Regions from separate parts of the Homo sapiens genome. Here region 2 is linked to region 1. A link is an interaction called in ENCODE POLR2A ChIA-PET data of the cell type or tissue named here. Cell type or tissue: GM12878. All regions are shown on one strand. Each heading gives the region's core, and the rest is flanking DNA. Links, peaks and the distances in the headings are about the cores only.

Region 1 (9,516 bases), core at 742-8,741:
ATAATACAATTCTCATTTCCTCATTACCCAGTTAACTATCAGTCATACCATTTCACAACATTTGCCTCAACATTAAAAAAATAATGGACTCGGCCAGGTGCAGTGACTCACACCTGTAATCCCAGCACTGTGGGAAGATCTCCTGAGGCCAGGAGTTTGAGGCCAGCCTGGGCAAAAAAGCAAGACCCTATCTCTACAAAAAAAAATTTGTTTTTAATTAGCTAGGTGTGGTAGCATATGCCTGTGGTTCCAACTACCCAGGGGGACTACTTGAACCTAGGAGGTTGAGGCTGCAGTGAGCCATGATTGCATCACTGTATTCCAGCCTGGGTGACAGCATGAGACCTTGACTCTGTTTTGTAGTACTGCACTATTCAGAACAACTGGCTATGGCATAATTTAAAAACTAAATAAAAATAATAATGCACTATAGGCCAGGTGTGGTGGCTCACACCTACAGTCCCAACACTTTGGCAGGCCGAGGCAGGAGGATCACTTAAGGCCAGGAGTTCAAGACCAGCCTCACCAACACAGTGAGGCCCGTCTCTTCCAAAAAATAAAATACTTACACACACACACACACTCTATAGATTCAGTTGAAGCTCCCCAATTACCCCTCCCTGACAGTAGCCCCTTCCCTAAGGTAAACACAATCCTGAATTTGATGTTTATCCTTCCCATGCATGTTTGTGTACTTGTTTTAAGTATGTAGTACTTTTGTTTCAAAATGTCATATAAACATGTAACCACCATTATAGTATCATATAGAGTATTTTCACCACCTAAAAATCTTCTGTGCTCTACTTATGCCTTCCTCTCTCCTAACCCATGGCAATCACTGACTTTTTACTGTCTCCACGGTTTTGCCTTTTGTAGAACGTCATATAGTGGAATCATAGTGAGTAGTCTTTTCAGATTGGCTTTGCTTAGTAATAGGATTTAAGGTTCATCCATGTACTTTCATGGCTTGATAGCACTGAATTTTCATGGCTTTTTAGCACCAAATAATATTCCACTGTGTGGATGTAGCAGTTTATTTACCCATTCACCTACTGAGAGAAATCTTGGTGGCTTACAAGTTTTGGCACTTATGGACAAAGCTGCTACAAATATCCACGTGCAGGTTTTGGGGTAGACACATTTTTAACTCATTTGGGTAAATACCAAGGAGTATGATTAGTTTTGTAAGAAACCGCTAAATTATCTTCCAAGGTGGCTGTACCGTTTTGTACTCCCACCATCAATGAATGAGAGCTCATTGCCAGCATTTGGTGTTGAAAGCGTCTTGAATTTTTGCCATTCTAATAGATGTGTAGTGGTATCTCGTTGTTTTAATTTGTAATTCTCTAATGACATAATGTTGAGCATCTCTTCTCATGTACTTATTTACCACTGTATGCCTTCTTTGGTGAGGTATCTGTTCAGGTTGTTTTGTCCATTTTTCAATTGGGCTGTTTGCTTTCTTATTGAGTTTTAGGAGTTATTTGTATATTTTGAATAACAGTCCTTACTAACATGTCTTTTGCAAATACTTTCTCCCAGTCTGTGTCTTGTCTTCTCGTTCTTGAGGTCTTCAATTTTTCACAATCACAATAGTGTTACAGTGGGTGTTCTTATATGGGTCTCCAGGTTTATATGCATTTAGAGTTTCTCTAAGGCAGGCATCTATAAGTGAAATTTCTGGGAGGAGGGTTAGCTTCAACTTACTACGTACTGCAAAGTTGTTTTTCAAGTAGTTTTGAAACGATTGTACCAAATTATGGTTGTAAGTGGTGGAGTACATTAGTATTCCTATTGCTTCACATTTTCACCCACAGTTGAAATTGACCAACTTTTTAATTTGTGCCAAGCTGATGAGGTGTGAAATGGTAGTTTACTGTTCAAATTTGCATTTCGCTGTCTGCTCTAGATAACAGTTGTTTATATTCATAAATATTTTTCTTATGGTTTCTGCTTTTCCTCTCCTGTCTAGAAATCTTTCCATATTTACTTCTAAAACTTTCCAATTGGGATTTTTAATCTACACAATTGATTTTTTTATTTTCTGTAAAAATTAAAATTAGATAAATATAATCTATTTTCTCATCTCATTTATCAACTAGCCCACCTTTTCTCTCAATGATTTGTAATGACACACGTGTTACACATCCACTTTCCATACATGCAGGCTTCTGTTTCTGGACAAAATGACCTCTCTCCATTCAGTCAGGTTGCCTTGTATGTCACATCTTTTGGATTCCTAAGTGCCTTATTTTTTGTTGCTTTTGTGAATGAGACCTTTTTTCTATGGAATTTTTTTGTTACCTTTTTACTTTGTCATTATAATTAAATGTTGTATGTTGGTCAATGCTGGGGGATCATTTCTGCTATCTGTTAGACCTGCTGACTTTCCTTTATGGTGATCTGATTCTTGCAAGTCATGACCTCTTCTCTGCCAACTATTAACAGTTCTATCTTCTCAGTCTTGCAGTAATTTATGACATTACACAACTCATGTCTGTTAGAGTCAAAGATCCAATGGTTACTGAAGTGTATGGATGCAAACTTGCACATACTAAAATTTTCCATGTGGGAAGTTAAAGTTAGGGGGAGTTAAAGCAAGCGCTTTAAGGAGATTTTTATATTCGTTGCAGTTCAAGTCCTAGGATACAAGCAAAGCAACAACTCTTATTTCCTGGCCAATGGAACTGAAAATTGTGATTTTCCAGAGTTGACAGGACAACTAAAAGGAACAATTTGCTCTGCTGTCCTGATGCCAGCTGTAAAAGAGGAATAATTAAAAGTTTACTTACCATTGGCAAAACTCTGTCCGACGTAGTATTGTAACTCTTTCACATTTGTTTTCGTCTGGTTTGTAACAGGATCAACATAATCTTCAGTAGCTGTAACATTCAAAAACTGACTCTGTCGAGGGCTACATGTCAGCTCACAAAACAGGTTCAGTAGGTTATAAAAACAGGATGGACATCTAAAGGAAAAGTAAATTATATTCTGCATGATCTCACACATAATAGGGCCAGCAAGAACGATTTTAAATAGACAAAGAATATTTTAAACTTACTGTAAAGTGACAAATTACCAAGAGAACATATTAAAAACCAGCAATTCTAAACTTAAAACTTCATGTTAAAATAAAGGCACACCTTTAAAAAATGCCCTAATTACTTTCTGCATTTATTGTGTCCAATTATAATTTCAAAAAGAGAGAGATGCTTCTCTGAATTCTGCACTTTATAATTTAGAGACATACATTCTCTGACCTAGAGTAAAGGGACTTTGGAGCATCAGGAAGACAATTATTATTATTTTTTGAGAAAGGGTCTCACTTTGTCGCCCAGGCTGAGTGCAGTGGTGTGATCACAGCTCACTGTAACCTTGAGCTCCTAGGCTCAAGCAATCCTCCCACCTCAGCCTCCCAAGTAGCTAGGACTACAGGTGCACACCACCACACCTGGCTAATTTTTAAAATGTTTTTGTAGAGATGTGGGTCTGTGTTGCCCAGGATGGTCTCAAACTCCTAAACTCAAGCAACCCTCCTGCCTTGGCCTTCCAAAGTGCTGGGATTATCGACATGAGCGCTGCACCAGCTGACAGTTTTGATTAAGAAGAAAATAAAATAATGAGAATTATGAGAATCTTCATCTTATAACCTATTGAAAGGTTTTCTTTCAAGCCCCGGAAAATCACTAGGCCCTCCTGAAACACAAGGAGAAATCCCCATGGTTTGTAAAGATAGAGAACAGCAATGTTGTTCTCTGGCTGCATGCACTTCAGGAGCACACAACTGCACAAGAACCATAAGCTGCCTGCTATCCTTCAGGTTCAAAGTTTAAGCTCCTAATGTTGACTTGTTACATGATAAAAGAGCTCTCTTTTCCCTTTGGTCCACTGTTACTTGCAAAAGCTGTTTCATTAGACTTGCATTCTTGCAATCAAGATTACTTTAGACTCCGATTCAGTCCCAGTGACCATGTAAGACAAAGAATGAAAAAAGTGTGTCCTGGCCTTCAAGAGTCTCTGTTCTAGTGAAGGAGACAGAGAAGCACAGACTCTCTTTCTTTCAGGAGCCCCACTGCTTTACTGCAACAAAGCCAGAAACCACAATTGTATTATTCTAATAGGAATCACTCTTGGGGTACACAGTTTTCAAACCTTTTCCATGTTACTACATTTAATGCCCACAATCACTAATTTTGACAGCTGTATATTTTTCCAAATATCAGGTTGTTTCTCCTGTTTGCTATTATAAATCAAGCTTTGGTACCTCTGATAATATGGAGAAAGGTTGGCTATCTTTTTATGTTTATGTCCGTATGTCCATAATGCCTCACCTACGGTGGATCCTAAATAAATGTGTTTTGACTGAGTGTACAAGGCTCCAATTTGGTTCCATCAATGTTCACAAGCCTTTCATAGGATATGCTGGCCCAATTACAGCCTCAACTTTTGTTGTTCTGAAAAAACAATTTAGTGGTGGTTTTCCATTCTCTATTGTTAACTTTTGGTAAGAAGCAGAATTTCTTCACTGGAAGCCAACTTGTGCCCTATCACCACCTGCAGTGATATTTGTGCAGAGAAGCATTTTCCCTTTTTAATATTTGCTTCCCAAACATCTTTATCAGTGTGCTGAAGTCTGAAAAATTTAGAAAGATACCACAATCTGCTGTTCTAAAGACCACTACCAGCTTGCTCTTTTGCATATTTGAGAATTGCTGGCTAGGCCTAGAGAAGAACATCTATTACCAAGCCCTTTTTCACTGCTCAGGGTCATAGCCAACAGAACAGATAAAAAACTAAGTTTGACAAAACCAGCCAGCTACAGCAGAACAAAATTTTTAACAGCTCCCCGAGGCCGGCTCTACTGAGGACCTGACTCTATCACAACCCTTCACCAGAGGGAGGGACAAGAATGATGTGCAAAGCAAAGCATGGGGGGAGAGGAAGGACTGCATGATGAGAGTCTCAGGCCAGGCACCTGAGCAGGACCCCTAGGAACCTCTCTTCCCCACAGTGCACAGCTCAAGTTTGAAAGGAGCCTGGCCGCAGTGCAGACACCCTGCAGGGTGAGAACATCGCAGAGGAAACCAAGCATCAACTCTGAATGCAACTGGGAAGTGAACCAAGTCTGGTAATTATTGTTTTTCTCTTTATTTCTGACAAATTGTAAGAGTGCTTTCTTAAAACAAAACAAAAACTGACTTTAAAAAAAAAAAAAAACTGGCTGGGAACTGTGGTTCACACCTATAATCCAGCACTCTGGGAGGCTAAGGTGGGAGGATCATTTGAGACCAGGCCTGGCCAACATAGTGAGACCCTCATCTCTAGAAAAAAATAAAAATTAGGCTAGGTGCAGTGGCTCATGCCTGTAATCCCAGCCTGTAATAACCAGGCTGAGGCGGGTAGATGACTTGAGGTCAGGAGTTTGAGACCAGCCTGGCCAACATGGTGAAACCCCACCTCTACTAAAAATATAAAACTTAGCTAGGTGTGGTGGCATGTGCCTGCAGTCCCAGCTACTGGGGAGGCTGAGGCAGGAGAATCGCTTGAACCCGGGAGGAGGTTGCAGTAAGCTGAGATCATGCCACTGTACTCCAGCCTCGGTGACAGAGCAAGAGTCTGTCTCAAAAAAAAAAAAAAATAAAGAAAAACATAAATAAAATTAGCTAGACATGGTAGTGCATGCCTGTAGTCCTAGCTACTCAGGAGGCTAAGGTAGAACAATCACTGGAGCCTAGGAAGTTTAAGCTGCAGTGAGCTGTGATCACACCACAAACCACTGCACTCTAGCCTGGGCAGCAGAGTGAGACTCTGTCTCTATTATACACACACGCATGCATACACATTATACATACATGTATTTTTAATACATAAATATATATTCACCTACTTTACATGTATACATATATGTATAAATATATAATATACATATAATATAGACATATAATAAATAAAAATATGTAAACAAAGAATAAATGGAAAGCTGAGCATTACCAGTTCACAAGTATCTACAGCCCAGTTGTTCTGTTTCCCCAGCAGAACCTACCTGGACAGAAACTGTAGAGGCAGCTGCAGGTTGTCTTTTAGTGTCTGAAGCTGCCGAACATCACAACAGAGACTGACATTGCCAAAGAAGAATCCTGGACAGAGTTCCTTTCAGGTGAAAGAGCACAGACACGGGAGTAGGCAACAGTTAGAGTAAGGTCAACATTCCTCAGTGAACTAAGACACATTCATTCATGTAATCCTTTTGAAGTACAAAAGGGTAAGACACATCCTGTATTTGCAAAGTTATTATAGAATTATTTTAAAAGGCTACACATTTACTATTTATTCACAAGTAGAGATGTTTCTAATTTTCTTTTTATTTGGAAGCTTTCTCTCCTCTCCTGACAATCATTTTATGTCTTCTTAGGGTTTTTTGTTTGTTTGATTCAATTCAACCAGAGTGCTACTTACTATTTCTATTAGTAATTCCAGGGAAAGTTGAAACCTTTAATAATTATGATGAAAGCAGCAAGTGAGGACAGGTACTGTGGCTCATGCCTGTACTCCCAGTACTTAGGAAGGCTGAGGAGGGTGGATTGCTTGAGCCTAGGAGTTTGAGACCAGGCTAGGCAACATGGTGAAGCCCCATCTCCCCAAATTTTTAAAAAATTAGCCAGGGGTTGTGGCATGTGCCTGTAGTCCCAGCTACTTGGGACGCTGAGTTGAGAGATTGCTTGAGCTCAGGAGGTCGAGGACACAGTGAGCCGTGATTGTGCCACTGCACTCTAGCCTTCAGCCAGGATAAAAGAGCAAGGCTCCTTCTGTCTCAAAAACAGAAAAGAAACGAACAAGTGAGCCTAGGAACTCTGTTATCATGTCGACTTGACTTTTGATTACTTTAAGCCTCTAAAACCAGGCTTTTCACATGATTTTTCCAGTTCTAATATCCCTGTGTATCACAGGATGGTAAAAAAAGAACAGGAATCAGAATCCTGGTAGCAGCCAAAATTCACAGGCTCTCAGTGGAACACAGAGAAAACACTGAAATGACCAGGGGACAAGGACGTCAAAGCCACTTAGCAACAGAGTCCATTTGAGTCCTGAAATCTAGGAATCAAAACCAGCTAACTTCTAATATATTTTGCAGATGCTGCAAGGGCAACATACGAAGTACCAAGGTCAGTCTCTAAATAGCAACCTGCTATTGGGAAACTTTATGAGAGGTATAAAGTCAGCCCCTGAAAAATTAAGCCTTTGGAGTTACGGTGTTCTTTCTCTGCACTGTATGCCACAGGTTAGAGTTTGAGAGTCCGGGATAAGACTTAAGCCTGTTAGTCTCATCTCCACCTCCACCCTGCAATAACATTTAAGGAATAATTACAGAGGATCTTGTGATCAGCATTTTGTGTTCCCAGTGCCTAAGATAATGAACTTACCTGCACTAAGTCATATCCATCCTTTGGCAATGGTTTTGGTGGGCCAGAATATTCGCAATTGTACCTCTTGTCCCCATATGCAATTCCACACTCTCCATACCAAACACAGGACTGTGAAAACACCTACAGAAAGTCAACACAAACTTCAGTGTTACCAGGGTCTCAATGGTAAATTTCAACAAGAAGTGCCCACTCAAGTACAATCACAGAAACTTCCAATGCTACCTGCAAAATTAAGTAACAGCAACAGGCACTTAACATTTTGAAAAATATTAATTAAAGCAGACCAAATGCCTATTTGTCAAGTCAGTGAAGTAGGTAATGGAAATTGCTTATTTACATAATTTCTATTTCCTGCTTATTTGTTGATAAGAGGAAGCTATAGTTCCATGTAAGAAATACTCAATCACAGTAGAGAGAAAAGCAAGATAGTGACTTAGCAATTACTAAAGCACTATTTTTGCACATCTGCACCAGGAACTATATAAGCTCTAAGTAATGAAAGAATATTTCCATATGTATTTAGGTTAATTAATATCAATACATCATGAGTAACATGAAGAACAAAACAACAAAACCACAAACATCAACACCCCAATGTAAAGAGCGAGAATGAACTTCCTGTCCTTGAGGCTGAAGTAGAAAGCAAAGAATGTGCTAACTTTAAGGAAAAACACCGAGGCAATCTCAAAAGAAAATTTTAAAACCTCTTATGTAAAGATTTCTCAAAAACCACTCACATTTCCCATGTGAGAGTCACAAGGTTGTCAGAAAATTCAGCGGAGGGGAGGGGTCAGTGTGAATCATCAGGTCAGTGCCTTGCTCTGAAGGCTGCTGCCCAAAACGCACCTGATCCTCTGCCTCACAATGGACTCAGAAAGCCACAGAGGGCCCAGCTTGCCAGGGCCCCGGGCCTGCAATCGTCTGTTCTACAGGGAAACAGAAGATATCAAGAAGCAGCCATGGCTCCCAAGAACCCTGATGGGAAAGCCATAAAAAAAAAACAAATCTGAACAGAAGTCACAACATGAAATTCTCTCCAGTGACAGTGGCACATGACCTGCACACAGGCAAGAAGCTAAGTCAGTCTGTGTTGGTCCTTCAGTATCAAAATACAAATCCCACAACAGTCCCTGAAGCCCAAAAACATGAGAAAAAGTCAGCAGGAGATTGGGATTTGTATGTGTGGGGAAATCCAAGGCATCAATATCACTTTTCTCTGAATTCATTTTTCAGATGTTCTAAAATAAAAATTAGGACTTAACTCCTCTTGACTCTTTGAAAGTCATGTTTAGGCCACAAAGGAGGGAAATTATACAAATAAGGAAGTGACAACAAGCCTTCAACAAAGCCACATATGAACCCTGTGCCAAGATTCCACCACTATTTTTATATAAAGAGAATCCCAATTGTTATTCCCATAAACCCGGTGATTCTAAGGAAAAAAGAAACGTATTGCAACTCTGGGTTTCCAACTAATGGAAAAAAGTCCTAATGAGTAAAAGTCATTATCCATCTAACTAAAGTTTGAAAAGGCAAAAGCTGACTACAGAGGCAGAGGAAACTGCTGAAGTTCACATGAAATTTTAAATACAAAGAACTCTTCCCTAGACCTCGCAGAACTCTCCAGGGATTGGCCTGTCTCTGCCTCAGGGGCACTCTGGCTGGTTACCCACAGGAGCAGGAGTGACAAGAGACAGATGTGCAGTCAACACACTGCAGCTCTGGCCTGACAAACAGGACGGGTGTCTGGAGTCTAAAATCCCCTTACTCAGCACTTGGTACTATAGATGTGAATAAAGATGGCCCACTGCTGTTTAGGTTCCTTTTCACAAAGATCATTCGTTACTTATTTCAAAGCAAGTGCTATTTCCACCCACTTGGTGGAAGAGGGGTGGGTGAGAAGGCGGCACGGAGTGGGATCGAGTCCTGGGTTCTGATCCCAAGAGCTCCTGAGGCTCAGTGTGCTTGTTGAGCTGGATTGCACCTGGGATCACACCTGGAGCAGGTTACGTAACCACGTAGGAGTTTTCCTACCTGGGAAATGAAGCTCATAAGCTCTGCCTACCTCACAGGTTCCTGTGAAGATCAAATA
Region 2 (9,516 bases), core at 700-8,699, 83 kb before region 1:
GTACGTGCTGGACACCACTTTTAAAAAGCAATCACTGTGCTAGAAAAGTATATTGGCTTTGTTAGGATTAAAGTTCATTAACTTCAATGTAATCATGCCTCCTATTACTGAAGTCAGATTGGAACCACTAAAGATCCAAACTTTCTGTCTGGTAATAGAAAGTAAAAATCTAGACATCATTTACATTTGAGAAAGCTGTTTTTAACATTATTTTAAAATGCCAAATATGTTCTTTCTAGAAAAATATTTATTTTTGTTTTTGTTGGATAGCTTTTAATTACATTTCAGAGAGGTGTAATTTTGGGTAGATGCTCATTACATTTTTGAAAGGTTTATGATTCCAAAATAAAGATTTATATGACTGGTGATACTGGCTTTACAGAAATTTCAGAGAACTAATTTTTAAAATCTTTAGCATTTAAAACTTTTTTTGTTTTGTTTTCTGACATATTCTGACAAAGAGCAGCAAACCACTGCTGTGTGGCATTCTTGGAGTGTGCTGTGAATGTGCTTTTTAAGAAATTAAAAAGAGATCATTTTAAAATTGGTTCTTTGTGTGGTATCTTCCTGTTCCTTATATTAACTTATGTCCTGGTACCAAGTTGCTGTTTCTGTATAAAGTTAAGCAATGCTATTTTAAGTAGATTATTCCCCCTCAACTTCTCATTGTTAGATTTCAATCGCAAATGGCCTACTTCACATTACAAATAGGTTCCCCCCCTCACACCTTGTAGATTAGAGAGTAGATTTTTTTCCCATAGTAGAAAAAGAAAGTGAAAAATACTGGTTTGCTAAGTAAATAAAAAATCAAATACTGGCTGGGCGTGGTGGCTCACACCTGTAATCCCAATACGTTGGGATGCTGAGGCAGGATGATCACTTGAGCCTAGGAGTTTGAGATCTGCCTGAGCAGCATAGCAGACCTCATCTCTACAAAACATTAGGTGAGTGTGGTGGCATGCATCTCTGGTCCCAGCTACTTGGGAGGCTGAGGCAGGAGGATTCTTAGAGCTCAGGAGATCAAGCCTGCAGTGAGCTATGGTCACACGACTACACTCCAGCCTGGGTGATAGATAAAGACTTGGTCTCAAATAAATTAATAAAATGAAAATATATAAAATACGGAAATAGGGATATTTTGTCTCACATTAAGTTATCAAAATAAGGATGACTAGATAACTTTTATTTCAACAAGATAATTACCAGTTTTCTTTTCATAAAAATTAGTTTTTCTTGCTTACAAAAGTAAGTCATTTATTTGAATTTAAATATTGTAGGAATTCAGAAATGTTCAAGTAAAAGTCCCTCGGCCAGGCGCAGTGGCTCAGGCCTGTAATCCCAGCACTTTGGGAAGCCGAGGTGGGCAGGTCACCTGAGGTCAGGAGTTTGAGACCAGTCTGGCCAACATGGTGAATTCCTGTCTCTACTAAAAATACAAAAATTAGCCGGGTGTGGTGGCACATGCCTGTAATCCCAGCTACTTGGGAGGCTAAGGCAGGAGAATCACTTGAACCCAGGAGGCAGAGGAGCTGAGATGGTGCCACTGCACTCCAGCCTGGGCAACAGAGCAAGACTCTGTCTCAGAAAAAAAAGTAAAAGTCCTTCATATTCCAAAGACCATTGTTTATAGTGTGGCATACATCCCTGCAATTTTTTTCCCCTCAGCATATGGTATTTCCTTTTTTAAAAAACCTTTGAACAAAAAGCAGGATGAAGCGAGGCAGCTGATGGGGAAATGTTGAGCACGGGAGACTCTAAGGAAGATGAAGACAATAGGCCCTAAGATGTGTTAGGAGTACATTTCTTACTGCTCATTTGGGCTCCGGGCATCAGAAGAGATTGTTTTCTGCACCTTTTGAAATTCCAAGCTCTATAGGAGCAGAGAAAAGCTCATCTGATTATATTTTCAAACCTTGATCCTTAGGTTTTTGAAGACAATATTTTTCTATTGGATTTTTGTCAGGATTACATAAAAATAAGTTATCAAAGTGTGTTTTATACTTGGAGACATCAGTTTACTAATTTGAAAGCCTCTTGTTTTTATTCTTTTCCGATTTGTTTCCAGTGTAAAAATAATACAAGGTTGCATTTGGAACAGCATTACTTTTACCATCCTAAGCTTTCCAACTTTCTCCCAGACTTGGCTAGCTTTTTGAGGAGTTAAGATCAAATTCGGTAGATAAGAAAGTGGCAGATGGAGGGGTGGGGAAGGTGGGGTATTCATTACAGAATACATGAGTGAGCTACTACAGATAGCTCTATAAACTTGAGGGAAAAAAATCTGCCACAGGTCTCGGCAGCTTGGGTGGTGGGAGGAGCGGCAGCAGCTGGTGAGCCCAGCTTCCAGAAGGCTCTGGTTTCGCCATTGCCCGTAGGCACCCGGCAGGCCCCCTCCCCACCACCAACATGCCCAGGAGGAAGGTCAGCTCAGTCAAGAGGGCTGTGAAGGAAAAGCCCAGGAGGAGATGGGCACAGTTGTCCCCTAACCCTGCTCCTGCAAAAGTAGAAACGAAGCCAAAAAAGAAGGCAGCAGGAAAGGACAAACCTTCAGACCTAAAAGTGCACACAAAAGGGAAAGGGGGAGCAAAGGGAAAACAGGCTGAAGCTTGAGTCCCTGCCCACCTCCATTCCTATCTTGTCTAGCATGTTTAATTGGCAATAAGTTTTTTTGACTCTAAGTCTCTTGGCCATAGGGGTCCCACTAGGGGACATGAAGGACCCAGGGCCTGTAGCATGCCACCCCAGCATCAATATGGGCCAGAATGAAAGCTTGGCCATCAACACTGCCTCTGGGATGCGTTGACAAAAAAAGAGAAAATATAAACTAAAAAAAAAAAAAAAAAAAAAAAATTAGAAGCCCCCAACAGAATGGATCTCTCTCTTGGCCAAAGGGAATCCAAACAACAACCGAAACAGCCTGAAAACCTAGTTCAGGTCATGACAGGAAGCTGGGAGTCAGTCACGCCTCGCCATACCTTCCCCCACTTTGGAATTCAGGCACAGCTGACCAAGCAAAAGGGCTTCACACCTTTGGAAAGGAAAACCTTTTGGCCGATTCCAAAGGGAATGCGTTAAGGCTGCTCTACTTTCTGTTACCTGGTTTTACCACTTTTAGGCCCATTAATGGTGATCTTATTGTTAGTATTTGGCCCATTGGGCCGAGCATGATGGCTCACACCTGTAATCCCAGCACTTTGGGAGGCTGAGGCGGGCAGATCATGAGGTCAAGAGATTGGGACCATCCTGGCCAATATGGTGAAACCCTGTCTCTACTAAAAATACAAAAATTGGCTGGGCATGGTGGCACGCGCCTGTAGTCCCAGGTACTCAGGAGGCTGAGGCAGGAGAATTGCTTGAACCTGGGAGGCGGAGGTTGCAGTGAGCCGAGATCACACCACTGCACTCCAGCCTGGTGACAGAGTGAGACTCTGTCTCAAAAAATAAATAAAATAATAATAATAAAAATATTTGGCCCATGCGTATTCAACTTCCTTATAAAGTTTATATCTTCTAGGTTACAGCAACTCCATGTAAAGATGATGGTGATGCAAGGATTTCAGCCAATTCCTGTCTCAGCATGGGACTCTCCTGCTAATGCAGCCTGGGATCCTTAGACCAGCAGCCAGAGATTTCCAATCCTTTGGTAGGCAGGGCCAGCGCCCTTAAATCAGCAAGAAGACGACACAGATGACTGACCTCCTCCCTCATCAACCCTTAAGAATAAGGGATGGAAATCTCTGAAGGGGGAATGAGATAGGAAGATCACTGGGTGCTCGCAAGAGGATGGAAGAATCCACACAAGAGCTTAAACAAGAGCTAGGCAAAGAAACTGTGGGATAACAGAAAACCCAAAATCAGGAGGAGAAGGCTGGGTTTGGTGGCTCATGACTGTAATCCCAGCACTGTGGGAGGCTGAGGAGGGCAGATCACCTGAGGTCAGGAGTTCGAGACCAGCCTGTGCAATATGGTGAAACCCCTTCTCTACCAAAAATACAAAAAAAAAAAAAAAAAAATAGCTGGGCATGGTGGCATACGCCTATAGTCCAGCTACTCGGGAGGATCACCTGAGCCCAGGAGACAAAGGTTGCAGTGAGCCGAGATCACGCCACTGCACTCCAGCCTTGGCAACAGAGACAGGGTGACATGTCCATGACTCTTCAGTGCAAACCCAAATCAGGGAGAAAGGGGGTGGTACCTGGGGGTGTGGGACAGTGGGGGGTCCCTGAAATCCCCCCTCTTCCAAAATACCTAATGATTATTTCACCCCCTAATTAAAGAAACACCCATAAAATTAGAAACCCAAACTCCCTCTGTGTGACTCATTCTCACAAACATGCCTGCACTTCTCTCTTCAGTGCATACTATCACTTTGCAATAAAAGCTTTTTGCCTTTCCCTTCATTCTGACTTGTCCCTGAATTCTTTCTCGAAAAGGTGTCAAGAACCTGGAAACCAACTGGGGCGGGGGTCTTACCAGCATCTGCAGACCCTCCTGAAACTTCTGGAAACCATAGGGGGAAAAAAGCAGAAATCACCCACAGTACAAGACAATCACCATATACATTACTCCTGACACTTGTTATATACATATGTACATGCAAATGCAAATGTAGAAAGAAACATGCATTCAGGCCCGGCACGGTGGCTCACGCCTGTAATACCAGCACTTTGGGAGGCCGAGGCGTGTGGATCACCTGAGGTCAAAAGTTCAAGCCCAGCCTGGCCAACATGGCAAAACCCCATCTCTACTAAAAATACAAAAATTAGCTGGGCATGGTGGCAGGCACCTGTAATCCCAGCTACTTGGGAGGCTGAGGCAGGAGAATCACTTGAACCCGGGGGGTGGAGGTTGCAGTGAGCCGAGATCGCACCACTGCACTCCAGTCTGGACCACAGAGGGAAATTCCGTCTCAAAAAAAAAAAAAAGAAAGAAAAAGAAAGAAAGAAAGAAAGAAAGAAAGAAAGAAAGAAAGAAAGAAAGAAAGAAAGAAAGAAAAGAGAGAAAGAAAGATGCATTCAAACATAAAACACTTCTGAAATGAAAAAGCAGGTTCCAAAACAGTGATACGTAGTCAAGATTTGCCAGCAAATACATACTTTAGAAATAGCTCTTTGTAAATATTATTCATCCTCATTTTAAAACAAAAAGGACTTTAGAAAGTTTAAAGAACAAAGTAAAAGCCACCTGAAAACATGCCAAGTAGTGAGAGCCACTATACAAATTTGGCTACATATGCCTTCAGACATCTGTCATAGAGTCTAACAAAGACTATAAAACAAAAATTAAAGCAAACAAAACTCAGCAAAACAGAAAAGCGGAACTTAAAATAAAAATAAGAATAAAAATAAACAGAAAAGCCTATGTGTTGTTTTAGGTTTTAGAAACTGTCAGACGCACATTTTAAGCTGCTGTAAAAGGAAAACAAGCATGTCAAGTGCTTATCTTAAACACCAGGAGTTATATTGAGCTTTTTTGGTGGCTCCGGAAACACTGGCTCATAGTAAACTAAGAAAGGAGAAGAAAAACAAACTAATGAACTAAGCGCTGATTCAGTAACCCCAGCAGTGGGCAGGGCAGCCAGGTATCCATCAAGGGTAGAGCTGGCTCGAGGCTGCACTTAAGGTTTCCCCCTATTTTAGTTGACCTGTTCCTAGGTCAGAGTCCCCTCCAGGGCCCCAGGACTGCCTCTAGCAGGCTCTGTACCCCAGATTTTACTGTCCCAGTCCTGAATCTGCCTTAAAAAAAGTTTTAACAGCTTTTCAGCTTCTTAGCTTTCCTTTTCTGCTCAGTGTCTCAACCTCTCAGTCACCGCTTTCAAAGCAGCAAGTTCATTGTGGAACAAAGCGGCAGCAAATGTCAGCTTCCGGCGGGCTGAAGTGGCTCATGCCTGTAATCCCAGCACTGTGAGAGGCCGAAGCGGGTGGATCACGAGGTCAGGAGTTCAAGACCAGCCTGGCCAACATGGTGAAACGCCGTCTCTACTAAAGATACAAAAAATTAGCCAGGTGTGGTGGCAGGCGCCTGTAATCCCAGCTACTTGGGAGGCTGAGGCAGGAGAATCACTTGAATCCAGGAGGCGGTGGTTGCAGTGAGTCAAGATGGCACCATTGTACTCCAGTCTGGGCGACAGGGCAAGACTCCATCTCAAAAAAAAAAAAGTGAGCCTCCCTTCTCCAGGCTTCCCTCTCTACAGAATCACGGCTTCTCAGGTTCTAGCTGCCTTGTTCTCCAATGTCTTCACAAAAGGTAAAAGAACTGCCTTCACAATTAATGAAAACGAAGATCTTAATTAATTTGCTAATTGTTTTCTCATATTCTAATGTTTTCGGGTTCCACCTGTGCCAAAACTTGAGGATTCATGAGAAAATCTTTTATTTTGATTTTAATATTTTATTTTGATTTAGTTTATTTATTTATTATTTTTTGAGACGGAGTCTCACTCTGTCGCCCAGACTGGAGTGCAGTGGCGCAATCTTGGCTCACTGCAAGCTCCGCCTCCCGGGTTCAAGAGATTCTCCTGCCTCAGCCTCCCGAGTAGCTGGGATTACAGGCGCACGCCCCCACACCCGGCTAATTTTTGTATCTTTAGTAGAGACGGGGTTTTACCATGTTGGCCAGGATGGTCTCGATCTCTTGACCACAGGCGATCTGCCCGTTTCGGCCTCTCAAAGTGCTGGGATTACAGGCATGAGCCACCGTGCCTGGCCTTGACTTAGTTTATTAACAGTTCATATTCAGGTTTGAATTTCACAACTAACTAGTGGTCTCATGTGTTTGTCTGTGAACAGGTGTCAGTTTGGCTGAAAATAATCACGTGAGGGGTTTGCTCCCAAGCAAGGATGCCAGAATAGGGCCTAGGAATCTGAATTCTAAGAAATAGCACTGTTTTTTTCTTTCTTTTTTTTTTTTTTTGAGATGGAGTCTTGCTCTGTCACCCAGGCTGGAGTGCAATGGCTTGATCTCGGCTCACTGCAATTTCTGCCTCCTGAGTTCAAGTGATTCTCCTGCCCCAGCTTCCTGAGTAGCTGGGATTACAGGTGTGGGCCACTACACCAGGCTAATTTTTATATTTTTAGTAGAGATGGGGTTTCATATGTTGAACAGGCTGGTCTCAAACTCCTGACCTCAAGTGATCCACCCATCTTGGCTTCCCAAAGTGCTGGGTGTGAGCCACCGCACCCGGCCAGAAATAACATTTCTGATGCTCACTAAAGTCTGAGGGAGAAAAAAAAGGCATGACTAACCCTGAAATGCAATGAAAAAGAAAAAAAAAAAAGGCTGGGCGCAATGGCTCATGCCTGTAATCCCAGCACTCTGGAAGGCCGAGGCAGATGGATCACAAGGTCAGGAGATCAAGACCATCCTGGCTAACACGGTGAAACCCTGTCTCTACTAAAAATACAAAAAATTAGCTGGGCTTGGTGGCAGGCGCCTGTAGTCCCAGCTACTCTAGAGGCTGAGGCAGCAGAATGGCGTGAACCCGGGAGGTGGAGCTTGCAGTAAGCCAAGATTGCACCACTGCACTCCAGCCTGGGCGACAGAATGAGACTCCGTCTCAAAAAAAAAAAAAAAAAAAAAAAAAGCCCATTGCTTGCTTGTTGTTAACCCAATATTCATTTCTACCTTCTTCCCTACTAAAACCTCCAGTTTCTACAGGGCATGATATATTCACCTACAAACTTCATTTCCCAAACTCCCTTGCAGCTAGGGTGGCTACTAGACGCAATTTTGGCCAATAAGATGAAACAGAAGTCACTGGGTGAGAGCCTCTTAGAAAGTTCTTTTGCCCTTCACTCTTCCCCTTCTTCCTGCCTGGGGACTGTGGGCCCCGTCTGAGAAGCAAGCATCCATTTTGCAATTATGATGTGATGAGCATGAGTGGAAGTCACACTATAGGGATAGATGGGTAAGGGGAGCGAAAGGAGTGTGAATCCCTGAGGCATCATAGAACCTCAGTAACAGGCCTAGATGGATTGCCTGCAGACTTTTTATTCCTAGAGAAAAAATAAAGTCCTGTTTGGTTGTTACTGTGAGTTGGTATTTCTTGCAGTTACTTTCAGTGAATGTAATTCTAGCTGATACAATAGCTGGACAATCAAGACATGGAATAAGATGGAACCATAAAAGACCCAGAATAGCCAATGCTAGCCTAAGCAAAAAAAAAAAAACAAAACAAAACTGGGGGAATCACATTATCTGACTTCAAATTATACCACAGAGCTATAGTAACCAAAACAGCATGGTACTGGCATAAATACAGACACACAGACCAATGGAACAGAATAAGAACCCAGAAACAAATCCACACACCTCCTTTGACCTTTGTCAAAAATGAGTTCACACCAGTGAACTCATTACTAGTGAACTCATTTTTGACAAATGTGCCAAAAACATACACTGTGGAAAGGACAATCTCTTCAATAAATGGTGCTGGGAAAACTGGATATCCCTATGCAGAAGAATGAAACTATACCCCTATCTCTCACCAAATACAAAAATCAAATCAAAATGGACTAAAGACTTAAATCCAAGACCTCAAACTGTGAAACTACCACAAGAAAACATTGGGGAAAATCTCCAGGACATTAGTCTGGGTAAAAATTTCTTGAGTAATTCTCCAAAGGTAACCAAAGCAAAAATGGACAAATGGGATCACATCAAGTTAAAAAGCTTCTGCACAGCAAAGGAGACAATCAACAAAGTGAAGAGACAACCCACAGAATGCGAGAAAATACTACCCATCTGACAAGGGATTAATAACCAGAATATATAAGAAGCTCAAACAACTTCAATAGAAAAAAATCTAGTAATCTGATTTAAAAAATGGGCAAAACATTTGAACAGATATTTCTCAAAAGAAGACATACAAATAGCAAACTGGCATATGAAAACATGCTAAACATCACTGATTATTAGAGAGATGTAAATCAAAATGACAATGAGATATCATCTCACCCCAGTTAAAATGGCTTATATCCAAAAGACAGGCAATAACAAATGCTGGCAAGGAGATGGAGAAAAGGGAACTCTTTATTTTATTTATTTATTTATTTATTTATTTATTTATTTATTTATTTGAGACAGAGTTTTGCTTTTGTTGCCCAGGCTGGAGTACAATGGCATGATCTTAGCTCACTGCAACCTCCACCTCCTGGGTTCAAGTGATTCTCCTGCCTCAGCCTCCTGAGTAGCTGGGATTACAGGCATGTGCCACCATGCCCGGCTAATATTGTATTTTTAGTAGAGACGGGGTTTCTCCATGTTGGTCAGGCTAGCCTTGAACTCCCAACCTCAGGTGAGCTGCCTGCCTCAGCCTCCCAAAGTGCTGGGATTACAGGCATGAGCCACCACTCCCAGCTGAAAAGGGAACGCTTGTATGCTGTTGGTATGAATGTAAATTAGTACAACCATTATGGAGAACAGTTTGAAGATTCCTCAAAAAAACTAAAAAAAGAGGGCTATACCTGTAATCCCAGCACTTTGGGAGACTGACGTGGGAAGATTGCTTGAGCCCAG

The links. ChIA-PET counts read pairs that join two places held together with the same protein. Peaks named below come from ENCODE experiments on the same cell type or tissue, not always from the same donor. Only the 100,000 strongest peaks of a DNase experiment are listed, where the experiment ranks them.
Region 2: POLR2A ChIA-PET joins it to region 1 with 5 read pairs; 6 of 35 experiments call an interaction of 5 or more read pairs at or near these places.

What each region holds. Positions count from the first base shown.
Region 1 is chr18:23,566,031-23,575,546 of GRCh38, forward strand. It overlaps NPC1 (NPC intracellular cholesterol transporter 1), which reads right to left. Exons shown (of 25, transcript NM_000271.5): 2 at 7,422-7,544; 3 at 6,044-6,150; 4 at 2,793-2,968. Among named protein-coding and RNA genes, the nearest start is that of NPC1, 16 kb to the right of the region's middle. RefSeq lists an enhancer at 8,055-8,349. In GM12878, for the core only: no CTCF peak of the experiment used is centred there; a DNase peak (open chromatin) is centred at 8,163; H3K27ac peaks cover 724 bases.
Region 2 is chr18:23,482,594-23,492,109 of GRCh38, forward strand. RIOK3 (RIO kinase 3) reads left to right here. Exons shown (of 13, transcript NM_003831.5): 13 at 1-547. Among named protein-coding and RNA genes, the nearest start is that of RMC1, 16 kb to the right of the region's middle. RefSeq lists an enhancer at 5,650-5,819. In GM12878, for the core only: no CTCF peak of the experiment used is centred there; DNase peaks (open chromatin) are centred at 5,538 and 5,829; H3K4me3 peaks cover 1,236 bases; H3K27ac peaks cover 1,734 bases.